Regions from separate parts of the Homo sapiens genome. Here region 1 is linked to region 2. Evidence: chromatin loops called from intact Hi-C (ENCODE). Cell type or tissue: HepG2. All regions are shown on one strand. Each heading gives the region's core, and the rest is flanking DNA. Links, peaks and the distances in the headings are about the cores only. Region 1 has its middle 10 kb from the start of GSX2. Region 2 overlaps SCFD2 (sec1 family domain containing 2).

Evidence for each region. Peaks named below come from ENCODE experiments on the same cell type or tissue, not always from the same donor. Only the 100,000 strongest peaks of a DNase experiment are listed, where the experiment ranks them.
Region 1: a loop joins it to region 2, with 17 times the contacts of the local background. A loop is called at or near these places in 2 of 110 quality-filtered maps.

Annotation. Positions count from the first base shown.
Region 1 is chr4:54,084,768-54,095,538 of GRCh38, forward strand. It overlaps a transcript of CHIC2 not described here and the pseudogene MORF4L2P1. Among named protein-coding and RNA genes, the nearest start is that of GSX2, 10 kb to the right of the region's middle. RefSeq lists a silencer at 6,571-6,670 and an enhancer at 8,257-8,876. In HepG2, for the core only: no CTCF peak of the experiment used is centred there; DNase peaks (open chromatin) are centred at 6,204 and 7,164; H3K4me3 peaks cover 1,723 bases; H3K27me3 peaks cover 2,108 bases.
Region 2 is chr4:52,869,037-52,879,807 of GRCh38, forward strand. SCFD2 (sec1 family domain containing 2) reads right to left here. Exons shown (of 9, transcript NM_152540.4): 9 at 3,946-5,025. The coding sequence ends at 4,933. Among named protein-coding and RNA genes, the nearest start is that of RASL11B, 12 kb to the left of the region's middle. RefSeq lists enhancers at 4,067-4,568, 4,722-5,681, 8,405-8,905. In HepG2, for the core only: no CTCF peak of the experiment used is centred there; a DNase peak (open chromatin) is centred at 5,005.

The DNA of each region.
Region 1 (10,771 bases), core at 1,874-9,873, 1.2 Mb after region 2:
CAGAAAGCAAAAAATTAGAGTATACTCAAAAAAGTATAAAAAATTAGTCAGGCGTGGTGGTGTATACCTGCAATCTCAGCTACTCGGGAGGCTGACACATGAGAACCACTTGAACTCAGGAGGCGAAGGTTGCAATGAGCCAAGGTTTCACCACTAAACTCCAGCCTGGGAGACACAGCCTTGCTCTGTCTCAAAAAAAAAAAAAAAAAAAAAATCAAACAGGTAGCATAGAGACAAAATCTGTGAAAAGCTAAACACTGAATTGATATAAATAAAGTGTTCTACTCCTTATCTCAAAATGTTAAAGTGCTATATTTTCCCCACTCACATAAAAAAGTAACAATTTATGTCATTCAAATGATAAAGAAATAACTCATTTATTTTATTAAATATGAATGTCCTTAAGGAACAAGTATTATCTTTAAAAACCTGTTCAGAATTGGTAATTTTATATTTACATCTATCTTCTGAATTATATTACCTTTTTACCACTTTTGTAGGTTACTATGATAAATTCTTGCCTTAACAACAGCTATTGATTTTAATTATTGAGATACCAATGATCTCGTAGGGGGATGCCAATTATTACGAAGTATCTGTGGAAGACAATGGTGCTGTGTATGCATACAGAATTAGGGACACTGTCTTGCTCAATCAATTTTCAGTCAATGAGCTCATCAGCTAAATCTGATGGACTGACAGAGAATCCAAACAGAGTAATACAATGACTAAGACAGTAGTTGGTTTGCCCAGAGCAGTCAGATGAGGAAGGGCATCGAGCCAAGTCCAGAGACTCAGGGCAGACTCCAAATGAGCTCTAGCTAACAACAAGACAATATCTCTTGTTTTCAACCCTGTGTAAATTATAAAAACAAGAGGATGTGGCCATTATGGTGTGTTTCCCAAAAACTGTTCATGTAGCTGTGATGTGAGCAGCTAAAGAATTCCACAGGCCGACAGTGGAGGGAGAACCTTAGCCCTAATCTCAGGGCCACTGGATTTAGAAGCATCCACAGTAAATCCAGTAACTTATTAGTTTTCCTCATTTAGCCAGGAGGTCTGGAAAGGGAACTTGTCTCCCACCAAAAACAAAATGATACTTTGATTGCAAGTCTAAATCCAGGATCTGATTTTGGCAAGTCGTTTAACCTCTCAATATCTTATTGTGGAAATAACAGTTAAAAAAAAAACAAAAAGTCCTATCTAGCTTAAATAATTGTGCTAACCCAAGGACATAACTGGTTAGAGTCTTTATAAACTGCAGTCCTGTATACAGGTAAAATAGAATGGTGAGGAAGCATCCACCTAGAACACTGACATTCTTCTTTCAATCCTTCATAAATTATTGAGCATCTCCTCTGCCAGGTTCTGCTTTATATGCTTAGGAAAGCATGTAAACAAGATAGCTTAGATCTCATTCATTTTGAAGCTTCCACTAGGCCTTTGATTCATGTGCAACCAGCTTGCAAAATGCTGGTCATACACAAGTTTTGGGCTCTGCCCTCAAGCAGAGGGGCATGGAGAAGATTATGAGACAGATGATGATAGTAATAAGATGATGCATTGAAATCAGTGCAAATCCATTTCATCTCCATCCCAACCTCACCCTTTTACTGCACCATTGAGTTTGGGGTTTGGTTTAGGAGGTCCTGGATGTAAATTCACCCTCTCTTTGAAATAATAATGGCCCTCTTCTCATAGGGTGGTTGTTCTCAATGAACCCAGTAGACATAAATATCCTGCAGGAGCTTCCATTCTAGCAGGGAGATTCAGACGATAAACATAAACAGAAGATATTATGTAGCATATAGTTGGAAAGTGATGACTGCTATGGGAGAAAAAAATAGAGCATGGAAAAGGGATTGGGAGTGCAGAAGGCACAGTAGCAGCTTTGATATTTTAAAAAGAGTGAGAAAGCGGCAGCTAGAAAGATCTGGATTCTCATTTCAGGTCACCATTCAGAAAAGCTAAGTTTGCTGTACAGTAAGGCTCAGGAGATCTGATCCTGATTGTAGAAACCTCTGATTACAGAATCTTGGATTGTATCTCCCACTGTATCCTCCTAGACCATCCTGCAAGATCTATAAGAGTCCTTTTGGGAAATCCCTAGGAGTTCTTGGAAAGAAGAAAGATTGTTGGTTGGAATAAAAAGGGTTGAATGAGTTCCAGAAAGCCGGGTTCTCAATCTCATGGACAACAATCTGCAGAAGAAGACAACTTCAAAAAACCAACTAGAAGCAACATGCAGAGATGAGAGGGGCCTCCTCAGGAAAGAAGGCAGCTGGTCCACAGCAGAAAAATCTTGAACCACCTCTCTCAGGAAGATGTGGGGTCGCTCTGCAGAGAACTTCTTAGCTTCAGGATCCGTGAGGAAGACCAGAAAGAACAAACAGAGGACTCCTGGAAACAGATATGGGGGCAGTACCAGCAAAGCACCTCAGACCCCAGGGAAGGAAAGAGCCTGGGCAGACCTCACTGTTGAAAGCGAGGACGCATTTAAGAACAGAATGGAAGTTAAAGTGAAGATGCCTGAAGAATCGAAACCATGGCTTGCTGGGGACTGGAACTTAGTTACCAAGCAGAAGCAGCTGTTTTAACTCCCTGCTAAGCAAAATGTAGATGCAATTCTAAAGGAGTATGCAAATTGTAAAACATCGCAGGGAAACGTCGATAATAAGGCATAGGCAGTTAATGAAATTGTGACAAGAATAAAAGAATATTTCGACGTGATGTTAGGCACTCAGCTGCTCTACAAATTTGAGAGGCCCCTGTATGCAGAAATCCTCTTGGCTCACCCTGATGCTCCTGTGTCCCAGGTTTAAGGGGCACACACCTACTGAGGTTATTTGTAAGAATAGGAGAAATGTTGGCCTATATATCCCTTGATGAGAAGAGCCTTGCGTTATTGTTGGGCCATTTGCATGATTTCCTAAAATATCTGGCAAAGAATTCTGCATCTCTTTTTACTGGCGGTGATTACAAAGTAGCTTCTGCTAAGTACCACCACAAAGCCCTGTGCTGGTCTACAGACCATTCACTGTTATTTCCCTGAGATCTGGAAACACTTTTTGTTCTTAGTCTTTTTCTTGTAAAATGGATATTCTTTAACATTGTTAATGTAAAACAGGGCTTATGTTTCAGTTTGTTTTCTGTTCTGTTTTAAACAGAAAATAAAAGGAGTGTAAGCTCCTTTTCTCATTTCAAAGTTGCTACCAGGGTATGCAGTAATTAGAACAAAGAAGAAATATTCAGTGGAACATTTTATTGCCTAGTTGACAACATTGCTTGAATGCTGGTGGTTCTACCCCTTTGACACTACACAATTTTCTAATATGTGTTAATGCTACATGACAAAATGCCCTGACTCCTAGTGCCAAACATTCAATTTGATATATATACCCAAAAACCCATGCATTTGTTCTCTTTTTTTTAATGATGCTTGAAGTAAAACAGCCCATCCTCTGCAAATCCGTCTATGTTGTTCCTTAGGCATTCTGTCTTTGCGCAAATTGTTGAAGGGTGGTCGTTTGTTTCATGGTTTTTGCATTTGAGTCTAATGCATGTTGTAACGTGATAGAGGCAATGCATTATTGTGTAAGCCACAGTTTTCTGAAAAAGTTGATATTTTAGGAATTACATTTCAGATCTTAAATAAAATTTGTTTCTAAATTTCAAAGCAAAAAAGAAAAAAGACAGTAAGAAAGTGTCTTTGGAGGAAAGACCTAAAGGTGAGGAAGTAAGACGTGTGAGCTTGTAGGGGAAGAGTTCTCAACAGAGGGGAAGGCTAGAGAGGGCCAGACCAGCAAGGAAAACAGAGGGAGCAAGTAGGCCAGTGGTTGGAGTGGTCAGAGACAGCCATGGTGGCATCATGGAGGGCCTTTTGTTCTTGGTCTGACCTGATCAGACTTCTATTTCAAAACGATCCTTCTGGCTGCTCTGTTGAGAACAGATTGTAGAGGCAAGTATAGGAAGAATGAACCCAGTCATCCCTATGCAGTGGTGATGGCTTGGACCCGTGCGATAGTAGTTGGAGTGTTAAGAAGTGGTCAGTTTCCAGTTACATTTGAAGTTAAAGCCTTCAGGACTTCATGATGGGTTAAATGTACAGGATTAGAGAAAGAGCAAGAGAGGAGTCACAGAAGATTCAAAGGATTTGGGCAAGAGCCACCAGAAGATGGAGGTGCCAGCAACAGAGACCTGAGGGTAATGCAGGAACCTGGAACTCCTGTACCTTCTCTTCTCCTAGTTTCCAGGGCATCTTCCTGCAAGTGTATAAAACTGTAGGTAGAGGAACAAAGCTGATATGGTCCTATTTGGTGACTGTAGGAGAGACTGACCACTAAGACCATTTCATCCCTTGAGACCTCAGTCTCCCTACTTATAACATGAGATAGGTCAGTTACATAAGGACAGAATTCCTTTCTTGCTGTTAAATTCAAGAACCTAGATCTGCAATCGGTTCTCCAATCTTTCAAGCCTTCTTTTTGATTTTTTTTCCTTGGGAAAACATCTCAATAATGAAATCCAATCTTTAAAAATTTTGGTTTTAAACAAAATTATATTGTGATCAGCTTGAGCCTAGGAGTTCAAGGCTACAGTGAGCTATGATCCCACCACCACATTCCATATATATATATATATATATATACACACACATATATAGTGATCAAAATATTTGATCAAAATATCAAAAAATGTTTTTAATAAGTCAGCTTCTCTAAAATAAAAATAAGTATGTCTTGCAATTGTTTATACAATACCTTGTTCCAGGGAGGTACATGGCTAATCAGGAAACATATTTCCTATGTTGTATTTAATCAGAAATTTTGCTCACAAGGTTAAATTACAGCATTCATTTTGTGCCACTGTGAAAATATTCCCTTCCATTTTAACAGGACTAAAAATGCTTCCAAAGCTGCCTAAAAGAATATTCAGCTCCTATAGGTTCTTGCTGCATTTTTATTTCCCTTGGTAACAGTACTTTTGATAACATTGGTGGAAGAAAAGAAGTCATAGTAAAGGATGAAGATGGAGTATCTGATACTATAACACTAGCCTGATGCTAGAGGAGAATGTAATACAGGCTGAATATTGAAAATTTGCAACTTATTGAGCACCAACATGACATCACAAGTGGAAAATTCCACACAGAAGTACTTAAAACATATTGCTTCATGCAAAAAATCATTTAAAATATTGTATAAAAAACTTTTAGGCTATGTACACTGAATAAGCTGTATGTGAAATATAAATGAATTTTGTGTTTAGACTAGGGTCCTCTTCCAAGATATCTCATTATATACATGCAAATGTTCCAAAACCATAAAAAATCCAAAATCTTCAGACACATCTGGTCCCAAGCATTTCTAATGAAGGATACTCAATCTGTATAAATTATACACAATTTAATTATTTTATTTTATATATATATATTTTTTAGATGAAGTTTTGCTCTATGGCCCAGGCTGAAGTGCAGTGGTGCAATCTCGGCTCACTGCAACCTCCACCTCTCAGGTTCAAGAATTCTCCTGTCTCAGCCTCCCAAGTAGCTGCGGCTACAGGCGTGTACCACCACGCTGGCTAATTTTTGTATTTTTAGTAGAGATGGGGTTTCACTATATTGGCCAGGCTGGTCTCGAACTTCTAGCCTCAAGTAATCTGCCTGCCTCGGCCTGCCAAAGTGCTAGGATTATTGACATGAGCCACCACAACCGGCCTAATTTAACCTAAATCCAGAAATAATCCCTTAAATTTTGTAGCTCACAAACGCATCCTCCCTCTTTCCCCACAACATTCCATCAGACTCAGGGAACGTCATCACACATCAACGTCGTCATAGTTTGTATACTGAGTGCTAAGTATGTGCAAGGCGTTGTGCCAAGGGATGTCAGGCTTAACTCACTTAATGCTCACAACCATCCTGTGAGAAGAGGGTCATTATTATTTCCATGGTCAGAGAGAAGGTGGATTCACATCCAGGACCTCCTAAACCCAATCCCAAACTCAGTGGTGCAGTGAAAGGGTGAGGTTGGGTTGGAGATGAAATGGATTTGCACTGATTTCAATGCATCGTCTTATTACGATCAGTGTTTGTCTCATAATCTCCATGCCCCTCTGCTTGAGGACAGAGGCGACAAAACTTGTGTATGACTGGCATTTTGCAAGCTGGTTACACATTAATAAAAGGCCCAGTGGAAGTTCCAAAACAAATGAGATCTAAGCTATCTTGTTCTCACGGTTTCCCAAGCCCAAGTAGAGCCTGGCATACTATAGGCACACCATGGGTGCTCCCTGAGTACATGAACATAAAGATGATCCACAGGTGGGTGAACAATACTGGGGGCAGGTGAAAGGGAGGACCTCGAGGCAATACTGCCAGAGCCCCTCCTGCTTAGAGTGTCCAGGCTTCTACATGGGGAGACAGCGCACCCCCCAGACACTCCCGCCCACTCCTTTCTGGCTCGCTGAGTGACGCCAGTTTCAAGCCTCAGCCCACGCCAGGCTCCAGGACCAGCAGAGCGGGTCTGCGCGGACAGAGGCACTGGGCTGCGCCCGTAGCGCACCCCACCAAGAGGAAGGCGTGCCTAGTGGGGAGGCGGGGCTCCAGGGGCCGGGCACACGCAGACACACTCCTGCTCTCTCTACGCACGTTCTCACACTCTCATTCACACCGCACTCACCCTGTGCACATCCCCAGTTTCTCGTATTCCTCACATTCACACATTCATACACTCATATATTCACACACACCCATGCTCCCAAACACGCTTCACTCACACAGCTCCGCGCACAGGGATCAAAGACCACATTGGGTACAGTGTACACTGCTTGGGTGATGGGTGCACCAAAATCTCAGAAATCACCACTAAAGAACCTATCCATGTAACCTAACACCACCTGTTCCTCAAAAAACTATTGAAATAATTTAAAAATAAAAAAGGAAAAGCAATCTCATTCCCTACCCTCATTCTAATTCACTTTTCACCTCTTCACACACCATCACGCCCACGTACCTTAATCTCACTGTTGACAGTACACTTATGCTCGCGCTCATGCACACTCGCCCCCACCTCGCCTTCGCTCTTTACACGAGCTTGCGCGCAGACACACTCAAGGACTCCCTACCCACTTACACTCACGCATGCGCACAGGCGCACACGCTAACTCTGCCTCCTCACTCGCGCTCGTGCATGCGCATCCGTCGCGGAGAGGACTTTGTGCCTGGTGTGGGAGCGGGTGTTTGGTGGCCTTTGCGGATGGGCTTGTTTTGAGGCTGTGGGGTCAGTGCGATCGTTTAGATTTCCTTGGTTTCCCAGTGAGAAATAAGTTAGCCAGGAAGAGAGAGAGGCGGAGACCCAGGGAGACCGAGACTGGAGGAAGGGAGTAGGTTGAGGTTTTAGAGCCGTGGGAGCAAGAGCGCCGGGTAGGAGCTGTCGCGCAGAGAGCACCTCGCGCAGCCCCAGAGCCTGTTTGTTTACCCTCTTCCTCGGAGCGGCTTCTCCAGCGTCTCATTTCTTCTGCCTCCCTTGCCCTCGCCCAGGTGTGGGACGCGGGCGAGTGAGGACAGACTTACAACCGTCCTCGGCCGCGCAGCACAGGGTTCCCGCGCCCTGTCCCTATGCCCCGGGGACACAGGGCAGGAGGCTGAAAAAGGGACTCAGCGTTAGAAACTATGGTTGGAATTCTCCCCCTGCCACTTGCTATGTGGCCTTGGCCAGTTTACCGTTGTCTCGGAGCCTCCGTTTCCTATCTGAAATAAGGAATCATTCATTCAACAAATATTAATTGCCATCCTAATATATGTCACCTCTGGTCTGGACATTTGGCATACACTGGTGAATACATAAAACAGACCCAGTTTCTGCCCAGGAGCAGTTTGCAGTCAACAAGCATACGGATTGATTATGAAGAGGGCTTTTGAATTAAATAATAAAATATTGCTTTCATCCACTCCAAATGTTTTTCAGCGCTTACTGTGTTCTGGGCACAGGTGAATAAAAACAATCATGTTCCCTGTCCTCATTCTAATTTCAGTCCGTACATTGGACTGGCCCTCAGAACCTTTAATATGTAGGAAAACCAACCACACTAACCAACAAATGGACAGCCAACAAATAAGGAAGTAATAAAAGCACCTACCTCACAGGGTTGCTGTGAGAAATAAAGGAGGCATTAAAGTCTTCAGCCACTGCCAGGCATATAGTAGGTGTTCAATAAATGCTAGGTGTTATCAGGTGGTTAGTATTGCTTAGTGCCTAAAAGGCTCTGCCATCACTAGCTGTGTGACCTTGGTTCAGTCTTTGAACTTCAGTAGTTCAAATAGGGTTCTCCGCAAACATAATGAGGAGAAAATAATGGCATTTTATCTGGGAGGGCTGTTGTGCGGATTAATGAGGTCATGCAGGCAAGGCTCTTGGTTCAAGAACTGCCACACAGTGAGAGCTCAGAAAATGTACCTACGAGTATTGTCATATACTCGAAAGGCGACTGTTTTCCTCCTATGCAAAGCAGGTGGGTGTGCAGCAAAGCTGGGAGGTTTCTAATATCATAGGAACGTTTTGAAATTTAGGGCGCAGTCCCAAGTAGGGACGGCCAGGACGCCAGAGCCTTTGACGGGGGTGGGGAGTGGCGAGGTTAATGTAACTGCTGAACAAACATATGCCCGGAAACCGAGGGATAGAAAGGCCCCACACTGGGCGCCTTCAGGGTGCGAGCGCCAGGCTGTGGAGGAGCCTTAGAGGGCAACACTCGGCCGGGAAAAGGCGCGGGGGGACGGAGAGATGATTGTGCAGCGGCTTCCTGGCTCCTAGTTGCCAAGCCCAGGGACTCTGATACCTAATTTACAAGCTTCAAGAGCCTATGGAGCTGCAGGTCTCAGATAATAATAAAACCAACAAGAGAAGCCACGAGCCTTACCAGGCACCAGGCCCGGTGTTAGGCAGTCCTGAATTCCTCACAAAAACTCGAAGACGATGGCATTTTCTCTATTTTACAGATGCAGAAACTGAAATTCTTTCTCCACTTTCCTAGGCCTCCTTTCAGTTTTTGCAATTAACCAAGAGAAACTCTCGGAGGCTCCCGTGAGCACCCTTAGGTGGCCGGGAACGCATTCCCCATCCCTCTTTCCCAGGCCAACACCCGCACATCTTGCAGGTCTCCGTTTAAATGTCACTTCAAGCTTCGGTTTTATCATCACCCAGAGCCCCTTGAGCTTTTCTTTCATATTCACACGACCTTTTTAACTCACCAGCTCCGAGTTAATTTGTTGATTCGCTTAACCTGGAAACTCCCCGGGGGCGGGTCTTGTGCTACTGAATTCCCTTGCGCGCAGCCTGGGGTATAATAGGCGCTCAATACACACTTTCCAACTATCAAATGACCAGATAAGGCTCAAAAAAGTTACGTTGCTCTCTTCAGATTCCATGGTAGGAGGGCGTAGGGGGCAGGATTTATCAGTTATTTCTCAACTACATCAGAACCGCATGCAGAATTCTGGTTGACTTCTGTCTCCCCCTCCATCTACACCCCGCCGTGTTCCAGCCTCACATCATTAAATCGAAATCCCTTAGGTAATCAGTATTTTTATAAAGCTCTCCAGGTGATTTTTGTAGATGACCAAGATCAAAAACCAGAAGGGCTGGGCTGCTAAAAATTATAAAGAATTGCTCTTATTTTAGTGACTTTTTTTTTTTTAAGTCTTTGCTCCCATAACTAAGCAGCTATTTTGGCTCCAAGCTTTCAGAAAATTTAGGCCAAGGGAAGTGGGGAATTGGTATGCATGTGAATAATTCAACCCTCCTCTTACACACTCCTGCCTCCCCCGCCCGCCCTCCAATACAAAAACCACATCTCTGAATAGGGTAGTAAAAAATAGTAAGTGCCAGGAGAACTGGAGAGGGAGGGAGGGAGGTGAAGCATTTGCTTCAATTATCCGGATAATTGTTCCCCACCTCAGGCCATTGTTACTGAAATGAAACAATATTCTATTGGATACTGTCTTGGCCTTTTCAGGCCTGCTCCCTGCAGTGCCTAGCACACGCTGGGCACAGAGTAGGCGCTCGATAAATTTTATTCTGATGACAGAGGAGAGCTCTGAGGGTGGGAGAGGGATGCCTTGTTCGGCTTGAGGATTTGGGGGTGGGCGAATATTAATTAAAGTGAAGTGGGGAGCAGAGGGGCTGTGTGGCAGGCATTCAGTGCCATCACAACTTTTTTCCAACTGGGCCGTTCCTGAAATTCTAAGCCAAACCCCTCACTTATTTCTCAGAAGACCTCCACTACCACCCCCCACCCCCCTCTCCCCGCTGCTTCTTCTCAGAGGGCCGAATTGAACTCTTGCAACTGTGGTGAGCACAAAGGCGAATTCAGGTTTCTCAAAAGCCCATCCGTTCTGAATAAACACCAGGGAGAAGCAAGATTATTTTTGGTGGTGCATGAACACAGGGCCCACAGCCTGCCCTCCCTCTAGAAAGGCCTTCCCTGGCCTTGCATTAAAACTAACAATATTGGGGCAGCTGAAGGAATAGCCTGGCTCCTGAGCCCCCCATCACTCAAGCAGTACAAGAATGTGGGGACTAGCTCCCAACTGCCCTCTTTCATCTTGACCCACAGCTTTTCAAGAGGAGCTTGAGTTCTCTATGAGTGTGTATTTGCTAATTGCAGCCGGGGCTTTAATGAGATTCTTTTAACTCCCCCAAGCTCGTTTGCAGGTTATAGCCTTATCTGGGGACCCACGTTTTCCACCCTGGCTACACATCCTGTGAACAATTGC
Region 2 (10,771 bases), core at 1,360-9,359:
TGTGATAGCTCTACAATCCATCTTTAGTCTCCTCTTCAGAAAAGCAAAAGGGAGGCTGAGAAGAATTGGCTGGCCCAGGCCCTAAGGGGCGGATCCAGAACTCCATCCCAGGTCCGTCTGATGCCACTGCCTAAGCCCTGGGCTGATGGCTCAGCAGAGCCCCACCTCGGAGCCCTCCTCTTCCCTCCCCTGGCCAGGTCTCCTGTCCTGCTGTTCTCATCTCCCCTTTGCTACTGTGGGCTCCTGGATTCTGCCGGGCTCCAGGCCCCCCTGGCTGCCAACCACATCTGCTGTTGCCATCAGCCAGCTGCTCACTGGCCTCCAGCCCTGCTCAGTCATAAAGACGTCCAGGCTGGGAGGGGGAGGGGCGTGCAGTCCGGCTGTCTCAGAACCAAATCCACTTCTGTCACGATGTCTGGCTTTTGAGTTTCCTCCCTTGCCTCAAATCAAAAACATTCGCAACACTCTGCAGCCTGCCTGGCGCTGCGTGGTGTGCAGAGAGGGCTCAACCCTCAAAGTCTTCCTGGCTGTTCCCGGCTCCAGCACTCACCAGGCGCCGCAGATCCGGGTTTGCCTGCCCAGCCAGCTCCTAACCCCAGGTTTAGGAGCCATGGGTGTATTTATGGTGAGCCCCTCGCTTTGGTGGAAAATGAGATTTTGACATTCATCTTACACTCCAAGAGGGAGAAAACAAATGTGTTTTCTGGGCAAATGAACAAGTTTGTAGGCACATCCCTCAAAAATGAGCCCCTGATAATCTCTGGTGCTACCTCTGCACCCAGGGGAAATGGGCACTGTCCAGCTGTCTCTGTGGATAACTCATGACAGGTCCCTTGGGGAGTGGCCCAGGATGAATTAGAGAGCTTGTCTGGTTATAATAACCAGGAAAACTGGTGTTGCACAGATTCCCTTTCAAGTCTAAAGAGAGATGGTTCCAGAAAGTTCTTACTATCCTCACTACTCTCCTGAATTTGCAATGAGAATGGGATTAGGGTTATTACTGACTGTGGCAAGATCCCAGCCACCACCCTCCAAGCTTTCCCTCTCAAATAGTTTGCAAACCCTCCATCGTCTGGTTTTGTCTTTTTAAATTCCTTTTAAGACAGAGATGGAGTCTCTTGATGTTTCTTGGGCTGGACAGCAGACATTTGTAATACTGGATTCTGTGTTGTTGAGATTCTGTTTCTGGTAACCAGGGTAAAATAAATAATAGTGGTCTTGGGGGTAGTTTGATGGAATTCTTTGTTATTGGGATCCCATTGTAATGGAGGGGTGGCATAAACAGAGCCATCTGCATAGGGCCCGGCCTGCTAGGGACAACTCTTGGCTGATGTAGCCTGGAGTGCTTCCAACCACTTGGCCGTGCCCATGCCCGCTATGTCTGCCCTGAGGTAGACTCCAGAAGAGGGTTTACAAAGGCAGGAGTCAACTGCTACAAAGTATTTACACTTCTATCAATTATGTTTATAAGGAGTGTGGCCAGTGAGGTCGCTGGCAGAAGGTTTGGATTTGTAAGTGCTTGTTTAGGTGATAAACACTCAGACCCAGGCCCCAGACAGGGGAAACCAGTCTTATCACTCAGCTCAGCCTTTTAAGTCACCATCAGGTGGTTGACAGCTGCTGGATCCCTTTCGAATGGATACATTTGGAGGGGTTGAAATGGGAAATCAGTAAGTCCATCTCAGATTCTGCCTGACTTCGTGGCTAGCATTAGTGATAGAGAAAGTTCTATCACAGACATATGGCCCTGCATGAGCAATCATCAGACATTTATTACCAATAAATTCTTATGTGCTCTGTATGAGCCCACCATGTGCCATGTTCCAAATGCATCACACATATTAACTCTTTTAATTCTCCCCCAACCTAATGTGGCAGGTCCTATTGTTACACAACTGCATGGTCAGCGAAGACCAGGAGAGGTGGACTACGAAGTGGAAGAGGTGGGATTGGAATCCAGCCATCGGATTGGGCTCTTGACCTCTGGGCTATGCTGTCTTGGACCTATGTTGGACCGAGTTGTTATTCCTCCTCCATTTTCTCATCTCCTTGTAGACCCCATGAATGCCTCCAAATTTCCTCTTCATTTAGTATTATTCTCCTGTTGACGTTTTATAGTTTTGAGAGGTAACTTCCTTGGCGTCCTCAGTGTGAAAACCCACATTCCTTGAGATTCACATGCTGGCCACTGTGTTAGGGATGGCTCCACAGCAACCCCCCCATGAGGCAGGTGCCATAGTTATCGTTTCTTACAGATGCAGACACTGAGGCTTGGAGAGATCCACAGTGCTTGGAGTGGCAGAACTGGGACTTAGGCCCAGAGAAGCCTTCAGAGCCCTTTTCTGCCTGCTGCTCCTTCCGGGGGTGGAGGGCATGACTTGCTTCTCCTCCAGCCTCTCCCATGCTGAGAAGTGTGCCCACGAGCCTGGCAGCAGCAGGGAGTTTCCGGGAGGCTCTGCCATGGCCACAGTCCTCCTTCCCCCAAGCCCCCCTCTTTTTCCTTATTTGTTGGAGGCCCTTTGCAGGATTTATACCAAATGTCTATTGTGTTCCTGCTTGTTAATCAAGGAGCAGTGAACGTCCTGTGCCTCCTGCTTCATCTTCACCCAAACTCTGGTTACGAAGAAATTCTTCCAGCTCACCTTTCCTCCAAAGCCTTCCACCACCTGACCACCGGCCTGGCTCAGCTCCTCAAGCCAGCCTCCAGAGAAGAAAAAGATGACCATAAGCCAAACTTCTGACACTTCTCCCACCATTCACAGACTGCCCCTGACCATACTAATTACAGTATGGGGAGCATTTTCAAGACAAAAGAACTGCTGAATAACATTTACAATCAATACCTTCCTCCTTTCATCATTTCAGATTAGAGGCTTCTGAATTTTTTTTTTTTTTTTTTGAAATGGAGTTTCACTCTTGTTGCCCAGGCCAGAGTGCAGTGGTGCGATCTCGGCCCACTGCAGCCTCTGCCTCCCAGGTTCAAGTGATTCTCTTGCTTCAGCCTCCCTACCTGGGATTACGGGCATGCACCACCACACTCGACTAAGTTTGTAATTTTTTTAGTAGAGACAGGGTTTTTCCACGTTGGTCAGGCTGGTCTAGAACTCCCGACTTCAGGTGATCCACCTGCCTCAGCCTTCCAAAGTTTAATATTTCTTAAAATAAAAAATTAATTTGTAAAAATACAGTTTTCTGCTATGGCCGATTAAAGTCACAAAAGTAATACACAAATACACATTTGCTGTAAAAAAAAATAAAATAATACAAAAGTATACTGAGGGTGAGACTCTCCCTTCTCTTAGCTCTCCCATTCGATATTCCTTCCCAGAAGTACCATTATATATGTATTTCCAGAAAGTTTCCTTTGCATATAGACATGCGGTTTACAACTTCACCTTCAGTAGATGCTCACGTCGGGCCAGACCATCAGAGAAGCGCCAGCTACTCATTCTGAGTGCCAGAGAGTCAGGGACGCATCTTGTTCTTTCATCACAGTGGCCCAGAACCTAGCACAGTGCCTGGAACATGGCAGGTGCTCAGTCATCAATCTTTAGGAATGAATGAAGGAGTACAGATTTGAGTCACGTAACAGGTTACTTTCCAATTTTTTATTTTAGAAAAGTCGTCTCCTCTTTAACATTTCTTACGGATGGCTACCATTAACTTCCTTATTCAAATTCAACACTTTAAGATTAGTAGAATGAAAAAGGCACCTGCGGTCTCCTCTATTTCATGAAAGAACTGATATTATGTGGAAAACATACCTGGGCAAGAAAAGAGTGTCTGTGTCCACAAAAATCCTGCTTTGATTACATCTTAAAATAATCTCCAACTTCATGGTTCTTTCAAAAATGACAGTGTTTTATAGAGAACTAAAATCAGAGACATGTGAGTGTTTTGGTTTACATGTTATTTCCTCCACCTGTGTAATCCACAATAAAAACCTTTTCAGTTTTATCTCTTTATTACCAACATGGATGCCAGAAACTTCCATCGACCATACACCTACAAACATGTGGGTTGCAAGTGGTTCGTTTTTGCCCTGGAGTTCTTACAAAGTTTCACTAGGTGGGTCTAGGTTTTTCTGCTATGGTCAGATGGAAAACTTAAACTTACAGAAAAGAAAGCTTTATATTTCAATCAAAACTCATACCCACAAAGTCCACAGGGGTTGCTGTTACAATTTAGACTCCCTGGGACCAGGTATCTTGTACTGGAGTCTTTCTTTGGAGGGGAGAAAACCTTTTATATACAGATAACCCTCCAATCAACCACCTTCCCACTACAGTTCCAAGTAGCCTGGCAGACCTGCCCAGTGGGCCAGCTAGAACAATGCAGTCCTTTGTTATGGCAGGATGATTTACAACACATGCAGGCTACCAGCACTGCCCCAGACACTACCCCTCCCTTCCTTGCCTTTTCAGAAATGTTTCAGAGCAAGAGAGAAACAAAGCCTCAGACCCTATTTGCAATGTTCCCTCCTCAGTTATATAATCCTAAGGAACATCAAATTTTCCCCACACTCATAATTCTAAAGCATGTCTAACTTCTCGAGCAACTTCAAATAAAAAGAGTTGTAATCTACCAACACTTGCCAACAGGCTTTTATTTAGAACTAATGAACTTGTAGGTGGAATCAGGAAGATCACAAACAGAGGGTTAAGGATAAATGGAAACGATCACTAATTGGACTCGCCAAAAGACAGACTGTCGCCTTCAGGAAAATAAAAAAACTTTTTTTTTTTTTTTTTAAGAATCACAGCAATCCAAGCAAAGTACCTCACTGAGTAGGTATCAAGACCCTTCAGGCAGAATTCCATCATTCTCGCAATTAGTGACAGGGACGCTGGTTGTGGAGGAGTATTTGGAGTGGTGGCAGAAAATTGCATCGGCATTTCCAGCTTGAGTAGGTCTTATCTTCTTAGCGGATGCTCAGAAGCCAAGGTCTGGATGCAGTCGGTCAGTTGCAAATAACAGCTCAGGAATGTTAAGTGGCTTCAGGAGTCGTGTGGACAGCACGATTACCTAACAACAGGAGAGGGCAAACACACCGCAGGGAATTAGGGGGGCCAATCTCAGGGTATTGGATGATGAGAAATAGAATGCAACAAATGTCTTTGGGGGAGGGCATGAAGTGAAGTTCTAGGAAGGAAAAGTAGAAGGCAGCCAGCTGAATGGCACCTGGCGCTAGTGCCCTGCCTGGAAGGAGGGGGGCACAGTCTGGGACAGATGGCCTGTGGGACAGCCGGGCTGTGTCTACTGAACCTTTAGCCAATGGGGCACTCAGGATGGCTGAGACTGGCACTAGGTACATTTGACAGGCAGAGCCCAGCCACTACCTTGCTGCTAAATTGAACTGGATCATATTCTTGCTTTGTAATGCAGTAATTTGACGTCAATATCAAGGTTTCTCCCCATTTCAGGGAGCCTTTGCTCCTCCAGGGAGCATGAGAAGGCACATCCAGGAGGTGGATGTTGTTAGTGATGATGGTGATTGTTAGTTTCCTAGTACCACAAACTGGGTGGCTTAAACAATGGAAACTTACTGTCTCATAGTTCTGGAGCCTAGAAGTCCAAGATCAAGGTGTTGGCAGGGTTGGCACCTTCTAAGGGCTGCGAGGGAATCTGTTCCATGCCTTTCTCCTAGCTACCTTGTGCCTTCACATTGTCTCTCCCTATGCATGTCTGTTGCTGTGTCCAAATTTCCCCTTCTTATATACATACAGTCACACTGGATTAGAGCCCACACTAAAGACCCTATTTTAACTTGATCATCTGCAAAGATCCTATTTCCAGTAAGGTCATATTCACAGATACCAGTGGGGAGGTTAGGACTGCAAGACATTTTAAAGGGGACACATTTCAACTCATAACGATGATGGGAATGATAGTGATAACTAATACTTGTTAATTTCTATGATGTGCCAGGTTCTGAGGATTATCTCATTGAATATCCATTTGATCCTGATATTGAGCTTATGAAATAGATACGTTTATTTTTCCTGCTTTGTAGATGAAGAAAATAAAGTACAGAAAGGCTCAGCAACTTGTACAAGGACACACATACAGTCAGCGGCTGAGTCAGGATCCCAGCGCAGACAGGCTGGCCCCAGTGCCCCCGTGCCTCCCTTCCCTGTCATCAAGGGCTCTGGGCCCTTTACTCCCTTACTCCACATGCACCTTTGGGCTCCTCTGGCTTCTTTCATGGTGACCCTTTCTGCTTCCCTCAGTCTGGATTTTATTCCAGGACAGATTTATCTCTGCAAAGGTGGGAGAGCCTATTCCCTGGGTCTGGGCTGGGGGCGTGATGTGCTTTGCAAGGGCCTGGTTAGGTTTTGCACAAGCAGTATTGTATGCACCCTAGAAGAAGAGGTGACTATGGGAAAAGCTGTCCTAGAGCCTGAATTCCACAGCCCACATCCCTTGGAAGGGGATTCCAAGGCCCACAGCATGACTACATGGCTACGCTCCTTTGGAGTGGTGCAAGTGGGCCCACACACTTTACTATCCTCCTTGCCCACTCCCAAAATTGTCCCAGGTATAATTAAATTAGTGAATTAACCAACCCCAAGTCCACGAGCTCATTGATGGAAAACAAAAAGTCTATACTCCAATGAAGAGAAAAAGTAGAAGAGGAAGAGAGAAGGAAGTATTTCTTGTTGTTAAAGAAAGAATTTTTCAACAACCTTATGAGAAAGTTTTCTGTTTAAAAAACTTAGTCTTTGGAAGCATCTATGTTACTTCTTGAAAGAGGATTATCTTTAACTATATATATATATATATATATATATATATATATATATATATATATATATATATAGTTAATGTCAGCCAAGTCATATTTTTGGCAGAAACAAATTCACTGAAATCTGTGTTTCACGATTTTCCTTGAAAATCATGCAAGGAGCCTTTGAGGACAGTGGGTGAAGATTGGCCTTCTCTATCATCTGCATGCATGATTTAGACACCGTTTGAATGTGTGTCTCCCGAGAGGGTCTCTACGTCTTTCAGGTCTTCCTCACCAAACCTAGTAGGTAATTGAGCCTGGCGGCTTCCAGGCGAGTGCCATCAGCAGACCCTGAGGAGATCCCAGCTCCACACTGACTGGCCAGATGCCTCCAGAAAGTCACAACTTACAGCCTTGCTCACCTCATCTCTCTCAGAAGGAAAATAACAGTGCCAAGCTTGAGGCAGTATGGCAAGGATTACATAAGATCGTGTATGTGGAGCACAGGAAGTGCTCAGCAACTGTGAGCTGCTGTATTATTGTGGTTTTGTGATTTGGTCCTAGATCTCCTTTTGAATCTTATGAAAGCTAAGAACTTTCTAGAAAAATACACAGACATTCATACAAGATTTTGTGTTATAGTTTTAGGGATGGTTCATGAACTCCTAGGAATTCACAGACCACAATTAAGAAGCCCTTTTTCGAACTGGGTGCGGTGGCTCACTCCTGTAATCCCAGCACTTTGGGAGGCCGATTTGGGTGGATCACCTGAGGTCAGGAGTTCAAGATGAGCCTGGGCAACATGGTGAAACCCCATCTCTACTAAAAATACAAAAATTAGGTGCGCGTGGCGGTGCATGCCTGCAGTCCCAGCTACTTGGGAGGCTGAGGCAGGAGAATAGCTTGAACCCTGGAGGTGGAAGTTGCAGTGAGCCAAGATTGTGCCACTGCTCTCCAGCCTGGGTAACAGAGCGAAACTCTGTCTCTGTCTCGAAAAAAAAAAAAAAAAAAAAAAAAAGAAGCCCTTCTTCAGAAATCTTTTTAAATGTACACCTAAAGACAAACACTGGGCTCCTTGGAAGTAGGTTCTTCGGAGGTGGTAGAGGCCAGCAGTCGTTCATGCAAAGGGCCCTCTCCTCCTGCTGTGACTTGGTGGTCTCCAGCACACTGCTAGCCCTTGGGGTCTTTAATTCTAAAGCAAAGACGGTGGATTCCTCTCTGGCTGGGGTGAGGGTGGGCCTGAGGGCTAGGGTACGTCTCCATCCCCATGGGTGCTAAGTCTTCTCAGCAGGTTTGAGGAACTTGGAGTGAAAAGGCTAAAAGTGTTGACTTCCAGAGCAGCAATAACTGAGCCCAAAGAATCTGTCACTCTCGGGTAGTGTGCTGGGCTTCCAGCCATGGTTGACAGAGACCATGGATTTGGCTACCGCCACTGAGCTGGAACAGTAAGGCCAGCCCTCACATCTGAACAAGCAGGTGTTTAACAGTAATCAGCCTACAGCTTCATGAGGGCTCAGCCAGAGGCTGTCTGGGGCCTGCTCTGTGGAGGGGTGAAAAGAAACAGATGGAAAACAGGGGCTTCTCAAGCAGTAGGTTAGGGGGCCTTTGTGGAGGGGAGACTGCAGGACTGAGGACAGGAGGCTTTGGGATAGTACAGTGGTTAAGAGCACAGGTTTAGGAGGGTCCAGTCTGCGCTGGACCCTGGCTGGGCCACTTGCTAGATGAATGACCCTGGAGAAGTTGCTTAACCACACTGAGCCTCAATTTCTTCATCTGTAAAGTGGGAATGATACCCACCCCACATGATTATGTGAGGATCAATGTGAACATCTTCGTAAAATATCTGACACAATGACAGGCTCTAGAGGGGCTTAGAATGGCAGCTGCCATGACTGCCTTTGTCACCGTCACTGTCCTCATTATGTGCATCCCCGGCTGCATCCTTCCACCCAGCTCACAGTAGTTATGGGGCGGATGCAGGGAAGGTGGAGTTGCCAGAGCCAGTGACCCCAAGTGTGAATCTGATCGCATTACTCACAGGCTTAAAATCCCTGCAGCTTCATCACTGCCCTCTGGTAAGCCCAGCCCTCCCGGAGAGCATCACAGGACTTCAGAACCTGAATGCTGCCAGCACTCCACATCCGGCCCTTGCCTCCACACCCCCAAATCAGTCCCACATTCCAGCCTCCCTAACTCCTCGCAATTTCACACCTGGCACTTTGGGGATGCTTCTTTGTCTGGGAGAGGAGCTCCCCACTCTGCCCAAAGACCCCTCCTCCATTGCCCTTCAACAATCAGCTCAGGCATCACTCCCCACAGAAAGCCTTCCCAGACCACCCCTCCCGCAAGCCTGAGTGTGTCCCCCTGGCTGTTGGTATCTCACGGTATTCCCTGTCAACTTAACTGAGTCTTTTCATTGTTTCTTAGCACAGTGCCTGACACATAGCAGGTCTTTGATTGAGTCAGTTAGTGCCTGATTGAGTGAACAAAAACCATACAGCAGTGAAGGAGGCAGGGAGTGTAGCCACGGTCACTGGGAAGTTTTCACTCAGGGCAGCTCTAGTAGAAGATGCTCAGACAGCTCCAGGTAAATGTGTTTCCTCTCCATTCGATGAAAAACCTACTTGTCTCTAATTCCTATTTTGAAGAGCAAGCAGGATCATACTGCTGACATTTCACATAGAGCATGAAATATAATAGTTGGTGCTCTTTAAGTATGTTTGCATCTTAGGCATCTTTTGGTATTGGCTACTTTTTTGAATTTTCAGAATTTTTAAAGCACATTTTACTAGAACATTTCTACATTATTTGGCTAAGATCACCCTAAAATTCTAAAAAGTGGGCCCTAAACAGGAACAAAGATGCTCAAAAATGAAAAAGAAAATAGAAGAGTTTGAAATTGGCTGATCAGATATGACATTTAATTTTTAAAAAACATAATCATCAAACATGTGATAGTGGACAAATTAAGCACTAGAGAATTCCTTTCAGAGAACTGGTCTTTTCTCAGGCAACCAAGGGCACTGAAGAAAATTCCCATGGGTGATGCTCAATGCTTGCCCATCATACGTCTACTTTTCTCTGCATTTTCTAAAATGCTTCTTTTGATTCTCAGTATTAGAAATCAGAGGTACATAGAACCTAAACCTGGTCTTCCCTGCTTCCTCTCCCTTTCCCCTTTTCAGGGTCCCTGCCATCTCTTCTTCTCCTCCGTCTCCTTCCCCTCCCTCTCTTTCCTCCTGTTCCTTTTTGGGGGTTGTTTTTGTTCTTCCTTCTCAACACAGGCCTGAGTGTCATTCAGGGCTAAAGAGTCAGCTGACTTTACTCCGACCCATCAACTCCTAGCCACCCCACTTTCACCTGCTAATAGCCAAGAGGGCTGGTGGCAGTGGTCAGCCTCCTTCTCAAGCCAGAGGCATCCAGGACACTCAAGAGCACCCCGCAGTGCTCAGAGCTTGGCCCAGCCACCATACCTGCCCTGCACCATCTACCCACCAGAATACCTTCCACAAAAACAGCCAGTGGGGAGAGAATCTTTGCTGATTAAAAATAAATTTCACACTTAAATATGAGAAATGGGGTTTTTAATGAAAACAAAAAATTGTTTTTGAAGAGCCTGAACGACACTGCAACTGCAGGGCAGTTATGACTTAGGTGTCACATGTGTTGCCAACTGCAGGCAGTTCTATCAAGGAATGTTTGAAGATGCAGCTCATTCACCAACAGCAAGCCTCTGTGTCAAAGCAGATAACTTGACATCAAAAAAATATATCGACTGACTGTGAGATGGGGTGGAGGACATCAGCCAGGGAACCAAGTCCCTCCAGCAGCCTTCAGCCCACACTTGATATCTACTCCAGCTGGAAGGGGGATGTTCGGTCTTTGTTCTCAGGCCTGCCCTGAACTCCACATGGGCAGCCCAGCCCTTAGGAGTGACCCAGCCCTCTGGGCTTTCCGTTGCTCCAGACCATGGCTGTAATTTGTAGGTGCCAGCATCTTCCTGTTCTATTTCTGCTGAACACAGAGGAAGCAGGGAAGTCCAGG